Linked DNA regions of Homo sapiens: region 1 is linked to region 2. A link is an interaction called in ENCODE POLR2A ChIA-PET data of the cell type or tissue named here. Cell type or tissue: MCF 10A. All regions are shown on one strand. Each heading gives the region's core, and the rest is flanking DNA. Links, peaks and the distances in the headings are about the cores only.

Region 1 (5,375 bases), core at 313-5,312, 110 kb before region 2:
GAGCACTTCTTAAAAATTCACCTGCTCGGCCGGGCATGGTTGCTCACGCCTGTAATCCTAGCACTTTGGGAGTCCGAGGCGGGTGGATCACGAGGTCAGGAGTTCCAGACCAGCCTGGCCAACGTGGTGAAACCCCGTCTCTACTAAAAATACAAAAAATTAGCTGGGCGTAGTGGCGGGCACCTGTAGTCCCAGCTACTTGGGAGGCTGAGGCAGGAGAATCTCGAACCCAGGAAGTGGATGTTGCAGTGAGCCAAGATCATGCCACTGCACTCCAGCCTGGGCAGCAGAGCGAGACTTCGTCTCAAAAAAAACAAAAACAAACAAACAAACAAAAAAATATATGTATACTCACCTGCTCACAAATCCTCAGCTCAGGATCCATGTGTGAGAAACCCAACATAAGACCAAAATCAGATTTTATCTTTTCTACATGGATAGCTCATTTCCCCTGCTAATTTCCCTGACATCCTTATAAAACAGTCCAAACTTCTCCACTGATTGGGGATGGCATGTTTATTCTGTGCTGGCAGTAGTAGCTTCTGGTAGAGCATCTTTGCCCCAGGCACTGCAGAGAAGGGGTGGCAACCACCCTAGGGTCCTGCAGAGTCACTGTCCAGGCTGCTGAGGACAGTTGGCCGCAGCCCCCATCGGAGTCCTCCTACGAGGGACTTCAAATGTCAAGAATGTCCCACCGCAGTCCATATGATGTGTTTTAATGCAGATAGGACCAGAGCCTGAAGGACTTGTTTCTTTCAAAAACAACATACATTAACATGTTGAGGCAATAGTCGTAACCTCACTGTCCTAATACAAAAACTATATTCCCCTTCGTATGTCTTCCATTCTTTGCCAACCATGTGGTTCCCATCACATCATACTTACATTTTTGCAGTCTGTTTCTAAAATTGTATACTTGGCTGGGTGCGGTGGCTCACACCTATAATCCCAGCACTTTAGGAGGCCGAGGTGGATGGATCACCTGAGGTCAGGAGTTTGAGACCAGCCAGACCAACATGGTGAAATATAAAAATACTGAAATATAAAAATTAGCTGAGTGTGGTGGTGAGCGCCTGTAATCTCAGCTATTTGGGAGGCTGAGGCAGGAGAATCGCTTGAACCCAGGAGGCACATGCTGCAATGAGCTGAGATCGTGCCACTGCACTCCAGCCTGGGCAACAAGAGTGAAACTCTGTCTCAAAAAAAAAAAAAAAAATGTATACCATAAAATACTTCGAGGTTTATATATACTCTTTAAAATGATCATTTTTAACAGGCTGCATATTCATAAACTAGAATTTTTTTAGACATTATCTTGTGGTTGGATATTTTAGTCACATATAAGATTTTGCTTTATTAAGAGAACATGGCAGTGAACAAACTTCAATATTTTCCTACACCAGAATGCTGTGGTTTGAATGTTTGTCCCCTCCGAAACTCACGTTGAACTTGGACCTCACCAGATGTGGCCCCTCAACCTCTGACTTCCCAGCCTCCATAACTATAAGAAATACATTCGGCCGGGGGCCGTGGCTCACACCTGTAATCTCAGTACTTTGGGAGGCCGAGGCGGGTGGATCACAAAGTTAGGAGATCAAGACCATCCTGGCTAACACGGTGAAACCCCGTCTCTACTAAAATTACAAAAAATTAGCCGGGCATGGTAGTGGGCGCCTGTAGTCCCAGCTACTTGGGAGGCTGAGGTAGGAGAATGGCATGAACCCAGGAGGCAGAGCTTGCAGTGAGCCGAGATCACGCCACTGCACTCCAGCCTGGGTGACAGAGCGAGATTCCATCTCAAAAAAAAAAAAAAGAAAAGAAAAGAAATACGTTCCTTTTCTTTACAAATTACCCAGTCTCAGGTCTTCAGTTATATTAGGTTGGTGCAAAAGTAATTGCAGTTTTTGTCATACTTTTTTTTCTTTTTTTCTTTTTTGAGAGGGAGTCTCGTTCTGTCTTGCCCAAGCTGGAGTGCAATGGCATGATCTCAGCTCACTACAACGTCCACCTCCGGGGTTCGAGCGATTCACCTGCCTCAGCCTTCTGAGTAGCTGGGACTACAGGCATCCACCACCACGCCCAGCTCATTTTTGTATTTTTCATAGAGACAGGGTTTCACCATGTTGGCCAGAGGGTCTCAAACTCCTGGCCTCAAGTGATCCACCCGCCTCGGCCTCTGAAAGTGCTGGGATTAAAGGCATTAGCCACCGCGCCCAGCCTGTTTTTGCCATACTTTTTTTTTTAATGGCATAAAAAGCACCAACCTAATAGCAACAGAAAATGCACTAAGACACCAATGACGTGTTGTGTTTGTGATGACCCAAGAAAGTCTCCTGGAAGTTTATAGCTCCAGAGCTATAAAATATACAAAAATAGGCATTTTTTTAAGCCCTATACTCAGGTATGCAAAATGGTTCTTTCTTTAGTTTTTTGGAGCTAGACTTAGTTTCTATCTTTAGCTCCCATTCCTCTTAGTCACAGAAAATAAAATCTTGCCAATTCAAAAGTTTCTCAGTTGACTCATGATAAAATTAGACAATGTATGTGTTTCTGCTCCCCACTTTCTCCCTAGAGTTGCAGCTCTTCTCCCTGGGGCATTTTTGGCATTAGGGCATGGGGGTTGCATCTGGTTCCCCCTGGGCTGGCATCCGTAAAGACGTCTGCATGCCCATGTGTGTATTTCTGTAGGATGCTCCCATACAGAGCTAACGGTGTATCTCCTGAACATGGTGCTTGGTGCTTCAGATACCCATCCAGGTAACCCTCAAAACAACCTTATCGGGGTGGGGACAGTATTAGTCCCATTTCACAGATGAGGAGAATGAGGCACAGAGAGGTTATGTAATTTGCCCGAGTCACAGACCTATAAGTGGTGGGTTCTGGATTCAAGCTCTTGCATTCTGGCTCCAGAATCTGCCACCTCCTGTGGCCCCACCCATCAGGCCACCAGTCCTGAGGTCCCTACCACATTCCTCGTTCCAGGCCATAGGAGCCTCAGGTATGGCTTATTTTGGCATCCAGACTGAGCCTGGCTCAGTCACAAGAGGAAAAGCCTTTGGCTGCTCCCAGTGCCCCGGGGCAGGGGCAGCACTGGAAGGCGACCAGGCAGCTCCAAGCAGAACCCTCTGCCCTCAATCATTAGCTTATCTGAAGTTTCCTGCAACCCCTACCCAGCCCTGGGGCCCAGCCTGAGGAGGGCAGAGTCAGGCCCACCCCATGCCCCCTCCTGTTCCCCCTTCTTGGGTCTCCCCTCTCCACCAGCTCAGGACCCCTCTCCAGTGTGCCAGGAGGGTGGGGGAAGCACTTCTGCCTAATCACATGTGATTCTAAACCCTCCCGCCCTGTCTTACACCTTGCTCATAGCTTCTCAGACTTTACAGCAGTGACTCCTAGCCCTGACGCATGTCAGTATCACTTGGGGAGATTAGAACAAAACAAAACAAAACATACTGGCATCCAGGCCCCAGCTCCAGAGATTCTGATTCAATTGGTTTGTGCTAGGCCAAGGATGGGTATTCTTTATTTTTTATTTTTTATATTTATTTATTTATTTATTTATTTATTTAGAGACAGAGTCTCGCTCTGTTGCCCAGGCTGGAGTGCAGCGGTGCATCTCCGCTCACTGCAAGCTCCGCCTCCCGGGTTCACACCGTGCTCCTGCCTCAGCCTCCCGAGTAGCTGGGACTACAGGCGCCCGCCACCACGCCTGGCTAATTTTTTGTGTTTTTTTTAGTAGAGACAGGGTTTCACCGTGTTAGCCAGGATGGTCTTGATCTCCTGACCTTGTGATCCGTCCGCCTCGGCCTCCCAAAGTGCTGGGTTTACAGGCATGAGCCACCACGTCTGGCCAGGGATGGATATTTTTTTAAATCTCCCAGGAGAGGCTGGGCGCGGTGGCTCACGCCTGTAATCCCAGCACTTTGAGAGGCTGAGGAGGGTGGATCATGAGGTCAGGAGTTCAAGACCAGCCTGACCAAGATGGTGAAACCCTGAGTCTACTAAAAATACAAAAATTAGCCAGGTGTGGTGGCGGGCGCCTGTAATCCCAGCTACTCAGGAGACTGAGGTAGGAGAATTGCTTGAACCTGGGGGGTGGAGTTTGCAGTGAGCCGAGATCACGCCACTGCACTCCAGCCTGGGTGACAGAGTGAGACTCTGTCTCAAAAAAAAAAAAAAAAAAAAAAAGTCTCCCAGAAGATTCTAACATGGGTCCAGAGCCAAAAAAATTCACAGTTTTAAAACCAAGAATTTCATCCCCTGTTCTCGGGTTCTGCTATAACAACTTCCTCTTGGAGCCACGGAAGCCTTCTCTCCAGAAGGTGAACCAGGCAGTCGGGGGGAGGGATGTGAAGCAAGGTTCACGCAGCAGACAATTGTCTTTCTTTTTGTTCTTGCGGCTGAACCCCCTTCCTATATTTACAGAATTTCCCGCCTATGGGTCTTCATGTGAGAAAAGCCCTCTTCTGCTTCTAGAAGCTAAAAATGCCAGATACTCACTTCCCCAGCCTCGCTTGAGGCCAGTGCATTACATGTAGCCTTGATCTTGAATTGGAAATTCATAATGAAATGAGCAAAGAGCTCTCTGGCAGTGGCAACAGCTAACTATGGGATCAAATCTCTACCCTAATGGTGGCATCCTGGTGTAGCCAGCGGCCTGTGGCCAGAACCAGGGGTTGAGTGTCCTGGAGGACTGTTGCTGTTTTGCAGTTGGGATATGGCTCCGGCTGTGTACTGTCTGGGCCTGGCGCACCAGCCCTTCTGGAGATTCTGTGAGTCATCCCATTGCCTACAAAGAAGTCTTGTTCTGCTCCCATCAGCCAGATTTGGATTCTGTTTGCTTCAAAGCACCTGCTGGGTGCAAGAGTCAGAGGAAGGTTAAGAAAAAAAATGTGGCTGACACTTCACAGTGCCATCCAGCCACAGGGCATGACCGAGGAGCAGCACCTGGCTCTTTCTGCAGTCTCTGAGGTTTATTCAATAAACCGGAGCCACAGGCACCATAAGAATGGGCAGCAAGTCCGGGCACAGTGGCTCACGCCTGTAATCCCAGCACTTTGGGAGGCCGAGGCAGGCAGATCACGAGGTCAGGAGTTCGAGACCAGCCTGGACAATATAGTGAAACCCTGTCTCTACTAAAAATACAAGAATTAGCTGGGCATGGTGGTGGCGCACGCCTGTAGTCCCAGCTACCTAGGAGGCTGAGGCAGAAGACTCACTTGAGCCTGGGAGGCAGAGGTTGCAGCGAGCCAAGATGGCACCACTGCACTCCAGCCTGTAGGACAGAGTGAAATTCCATCTCAAAAAAAAAAAAAAAAAAAAAGAATGGGCAGCAGAATGCCTGCACTAGAATCTCCTGAGATGCTTGATAAATGTCA
Region 2 (5,375 bases), core at 267-5,266:
TTGCTGTGTAGCATTCTGTTGTACGAATGTCCATCATCAGTTTATTCATTTTACCATCGACATTTCGGTTTATCCAGTTGGGGGCTGTTTTGAGGAGTGTTAGGACAGCCTGTCCATGTCTTCTGTTGTGGATGTATATTTACTCTGAGTAATTTTAATTTTTTAAGATAATACCAAAACACGCCCTTCTCATCTGTCCTTAGGCACACACTTTCCTCAGCTGTGACTTAGCTCAGACGTCTATTTGATCTTAATTCTTAGCGACACCTGCTATTCTTCAGGCCTGGCTTTATTCCCACAAGGGGGGAGGTTCGTTATTGCTCTGGCTTTAAACGGAGCCCACAGGTCACAGTGCAAGTCTACGCTTCCCAAAAGGCTTCTGGAAATATTTGACACTGTCATTAATGCTCTCTGTTACTTTCTGAAGAGTCGAATGCGTGGTGAGACAAAGCTGCCATCTGAATGTCTGTCTGACTCTTCTTGGCAAAGCCACCCTGGGGGCACGGACCTGGGTGTGTTTTGTTTTTTGTTTTGTCTACTGTCTTTCAGAAATGTCCCTTCTTCTCAGGCTGGCCTTTCGTCCGTGGAACGAGGGGAGAGGAGATAGGACGGGAGAGCGGAGCATGCTAGGGCTGCCTGAGTGCTGCAGGCCTCTGCTCTCCCCAGGGCAGCATCTTCGGGTTCTAAGAAGGAAGCCAGCCTCTTCCCACCCCTGCTGGTTCGCATTGAGAACTCAGGGTGCTGGGGACAAACCGGTGCTGTGCTGCCTGCAGTGTGGGCTCCCTGTCAGGGCTGGGAGGAGTGGGGTGCAGGGGCCGCTGGTGCTGTGGGAGGGGCATTTTGCATGGATCCTTGAGGCCAGGGCTCAGCAAACCTTTTCTGTGAGGGGCCAGAGATAGTAAATATTTTAGGTTTGGCGGGCCTCAAGGCGGTATGTAGGTACTTACATAAGAGAGGTGATAAATATCTACAAATTTTTTATTAATGAAATTCAAAATATAAAAATAATAATGGAGTACAATTTTTTGGTAATGCAGGTCTCCTAAGGGGAAGAGAGGAATTATTTTGCGGGGGGGAGGGGGCGCGCATAACATTTATCTTAATTAATTTGGGTTCAGTTGGTCTTTCCTGTGACCCTGTCCTTGCATTCATTGGAAATGTTCGTCTGGAAACACCCTTAGCTCACGGTTGGATAAAAGCTGTCCCGCAGGCCGTGTGTGCCCACCCTGAGCCAGGTCATCTCCTCAGATAGTGGGCTTGGCCCGCACCATTCAGCCTGTGGTGACACAGGATGGAGGCCCTGTAGGGTTCTGTGGGGGACCAAGAAGAGGTAGAGGAGCCCCCACATGGAGGAGGGTGGCCATGGGGTGATGTTGATGCTGAGCCCACGGGGGAACCATGGCCAGGGCCTCCGGGTGACCCCAGAGGTGGTGGCACCGCCCTCAGGCGGTACAGTGGGGCCCATGAACGGAGGAAGAGAAGCATGGGGTTGGGGACATTCAGAGGCCACTGTGCTGCCTGGGTGGCTGTAGCTCTTGCAGAAGGTGGCAAGGCCTGAGGAACTGAATTTGAAATTTGAATGAATCTTTATAGAAACATTCCTCTGTGGCTACCCTGTTGGACAGCACAGGTGTGGAAAATGAGTGAACAGCTTTGTGGTGGTCTCTCCTGTGGTGGACTTCCCTTACCCACAGTGTGCACCGTCCCCACTGTCCCCACACACTGTCCCCGTCCCCTGTCCTGGCTCCAGCTCAGCTGAGCAGCAGAGATTGGAAGAGGCCCCTCGGTAACTTGAGAGGAACCTATAGAAGAGTTTGGGAACTCCAAACAGATGCTTTTAAAGTGGTTTGAAACAGTAGTTTTCCTCAGAAATATTTGGGACACATCCCCCTCTCTGGTTTTTGTGATAAGTTCACTCTGTAAAACTTGTTTGACAAACTGAAGGTCAGCTTCCACCTGGCCCCTGAGAATTAATGAGGTCTGGCCAGGCGGCAGCTGCAGTGCAGGCCCTGCTCCTGTCTTGGGGTCTCTTCGGTTCTTGCCTTTGTTTGTGTTTTTTACACATAAGTTCCCGTGAAAGTTGCTTTTCCCCCGCTCTGAGCTGGAGTGGAGTTTTCGTTTGGGGAGCATGGTAGTTGAGAGCCTGGGTCTGGTTAGAATTCTCAGCCTGATGGGTAGACATCTTTGCTTCCTCGAGACTCAAGCTTTGTTATTTTTTGTTGCTCTAAGATTTCAGTATTTTTTTTTAAATTTTTGATTATTGTGGGTACGTGGTATATATTTTTATGGGGTACATGGGATATTTTGATACAGGCATGCAGTGCATAATAATCACATTAGGGTAAATGGGGCTTCCATCACCTCAAAGCATTTAGCCTTCTTTTGTGTTACATCTCAATTATACTCTCTTAGTTATTTTTAAATGTACAATAAATTATTGTTGACCTTTGTCACCCTGTTTCTATCAAATACTAGATCTTATTCATTCTGTCCACCTATATTTTTGTACCCATTTACCATCCCCACTTCCACCCCACCTACCCTTCCCAGCCTCTGGTAACCATCCTTCTACTGTCAGTCTCCATGAGTTCAATTGTTTTCATTTTTTTTTTTTTTTTTTTTTTTTTGAGACGGAGTCTCGCTCCGTCGCCCAGGCTGGAGTGCAGTGGCGCGATCTCGGCTCACTGCAAGCCCCGCCTCCCGGGTTCACGCCATTCTCCTGCCTCAGCCTCCCGAGTAGCTGGGACTACAGGTGCCCGCCACTACGCCCGGCTAATTTTTTTGTATTTTTAGTAGAGACGGGGTTTCACCGTGTTAGCCAGGATAGTCTCGATCTCGTGACCTCGTGATCCACCTGCCTCGGCCTCCCAAAGTGCTGGGATTACAGGCGTGAGCCACCGCGCCCGGCCCTGTTTTCATTTTTTTTTATGGCTCTTTTCAGTTTATTTCATGAAGGAGTTACACTAGTCCAAGTTAAAAGCGGACCCCAAATGGTTACATTATACAAGCTGTGAGGTTTTTAAACTTGTGACAAGGGACAGAAGGGAAATTCTACTCATTGCAAGGAAATCCTCACTTAAACTACAGTGAGCCACAAGCATTTAAACCCCATGAATCTTCAGCTGATCGTCCTTAGCCAGTCCAAGCTCTACGAGGAACTGGCATAATATATGTTCTTGCACCTGTCACCCTGTAGCTGAATTACTTCTCCATATTCTGGATGCTCAATTACAGTACCATTGCAGGCAAACTTCTTAAACGCCTTCACTGGTTTCTTTTTGGTGTAATCATCAGCGATCCCTTGGACAGTAGTAAGGGCCTTCCTGCCGTTTCTCTGTTGAATTCTTATATGGATATAATCCTCAGTGCCAGCAGGAAGCAGGTCATCACCCTTACTTGCATCAGCAAAGGAGTTTAAATAGTGGAGGTTCTGGATAGTGGACATACGATCCAATTTCTTTTTCTCGGTGGAAATGGTCTGCGGAAGACGGCGGGCAGAGGGTACGGAAAGTAGGGAAGCGACGGGGCCCAAGGGGGAGGCTGCTGAGTCCTCGGCAGTGGCTCAGTGACTGGGGTGGTTTTAATTTTTTTTTTTAGCTCCCACAAATAATTGAAAACATGGAGTGTTTGTCTTTCTGTACGTGGCTTATTTCCCTTAACATAATAACCTCTATTTCCATCCACATCATTGCAGCTGACAGGATCTCATTCTTTTTTATGGCTGAATAGTACTCCATTGTGTATAGGTACCACATTTTCTTTATTCATTCTTCTGTTAGTGGACACTTAGATTGTTTCCAAATCTTGGCCATTGTGAACAGTGCTGCAGTAAACACGGGAGAGCAGGTACCTCTTTAGTATACTGATTTCCTTTCTTTTGGGTATGTACACAGCAGTGGAATTGCTGGATCATATCATAGCTCTATTTTTAGTTTTTTGAGGAACCTCCATACTGTTCTCCATAGTGGTTGTACTAATTTACATTCCCACCAATAGTGTACAGGGGTTCCCTTTTCTCCACATCCCCACAAGCATTTGTTATTGCCTGCCTTTTGCCTATAAACCATTTTAACTGGGGTGAGATTATATCATTGTAGTTTTGATTTGCATTGCTCGGATGATCAATGATGTTGAACACCTTTTTGTATGCCTGTTTGCCATTTGTATGTCTTCTTTGGAGATATGTCTATTTATATCTTTTGCCCTTTTTAAAATTGGATCATTAGATTTTTTCCTATAGAGTTGTTTGAGCTTCTTACATATTTTGGTTATTAATTCCTTGTCAGATGGATAGTTTGCAAATATTTTCTCCCATTTTGTGGGTTGTCTCTTCACTTTGTTGATTGTTTCCTTTGCTGTGCAGAAGCTTTTTAACTTGATATGATCCCATTTATCTGTTTTTGCTTTGGTTGCCTGTGCTTGTGGGGCATTACTCAAGAATTCTTTGCCCAGACCAGTGTCCTGCAGTTTCTCCATTTCTTATAGGAGTTTCATAGTTTGAGGTCATAGATTTAAGTCTTTAATCCATTTTGGTTTGATTTTTGTGTATGGTGAAAGATAGAGGTCTAGTTTTATTCTTCTGAGCATGGATATTTAGTCTTCCCAGCACAATTTATTGAAAAAATTGTCCTTTCCCCAGTGTATGTTCTTGGCACATTTGTAAAAAATGAGTTCACTGTAAATGTATGGATTTATTTCTGGGTTCTCTATTCCATTAGTCTATGTGTCTGTTTTTATGCCAGTACCATACTGTTTTGGCTACTATAGCTCTATAGTATAATTTAAGTAAGGTAATGTGGTTCCTCCAGTTTTGTTCTTTTTGCTTAGAATAGCTTTGGCTATTCTGGGTCTTTTGTGGTTCTATATAAATCTTAGGGTTATTTTTTCTATTTCTGTGAAGAAAAGCATTGGTATTTTGATAGAGATTGCATTGAATCTGTAAATCGTTCTGGGTAGTATGGACATTTTAACAATATTGATTCTTCCAGTCCACAAATATGGAATATCTTCATTTTTTTTGGTGTCCTCTTCAATTTCTTACATCATCGTTTTATAGTTTTCGCTGTAGAGATCCTGTACTTCTTTGGTTAATTCCTAGGTATTTAATTTTATTTGTAGCTATTGTAAATGGGATTATTTTCTTGATTGCTTTTTCAGATTGTTCACTGTTGGCATATAGAAATGCTACTAATTTTTGTATGTTGATTTTGTATCCTGCAACTTTACTGAATTTATCTATCAGTGTAACCACCCAATGGGTTCACCTTGCCCGCTGCTGCCTAGACCAAGCTGATTTATCAAGACAGGGGAACTGCAGTAGAGGAAGAGTAATTCACGCAGAGCCAGCTGTGCAGGAAACTGGAATTTTATTATTA

What was found. Peaks named below come from ENCODE experiments on the same cell type or tissue, not always from the same donor. Only the 100,000 strongest peaks of a DNase experiment are listed, where the experiment ranks them.
Region 1: POLR2A ChIA-PET joins it to region 2 with 5 read pairs; 4 of 35 experiments call an interaction of 5 or more read pairs at or near these places.

The regions. Positions count from the first base shown.
Region 1 is chr2:9,161,016-9,166,390 of GRCh38, forward strand. No RefSeq gene overlaps it. Among named protein-coding and RNA genes, the nearest start is that of ASAP2, 43 kb to the right of the region's middle. In MCF 10A, for the core only: no CTCF peak of the experiment used is centred there; a DNase peak (open chromatin) is centred at 2,576.
Region 2 is chr2:9,268,184-9,273,558 of GRCh38, forward strand. All of the region lies in intron 1 of ASAP2 (ArfGAP with SH3 domain, ankyrin repeat and PH domain 2), which reads left to right. It also overlaps the pseudogene EIF1P7. Among named protein-coding and RNA genes, the nearest start is that of ASAP2, 64 kb to the left of the region's middle. In MCF 10A, for the core only: no CTCF peak of the experiment used is centred there; no DNase peak of the experiment used is centred there.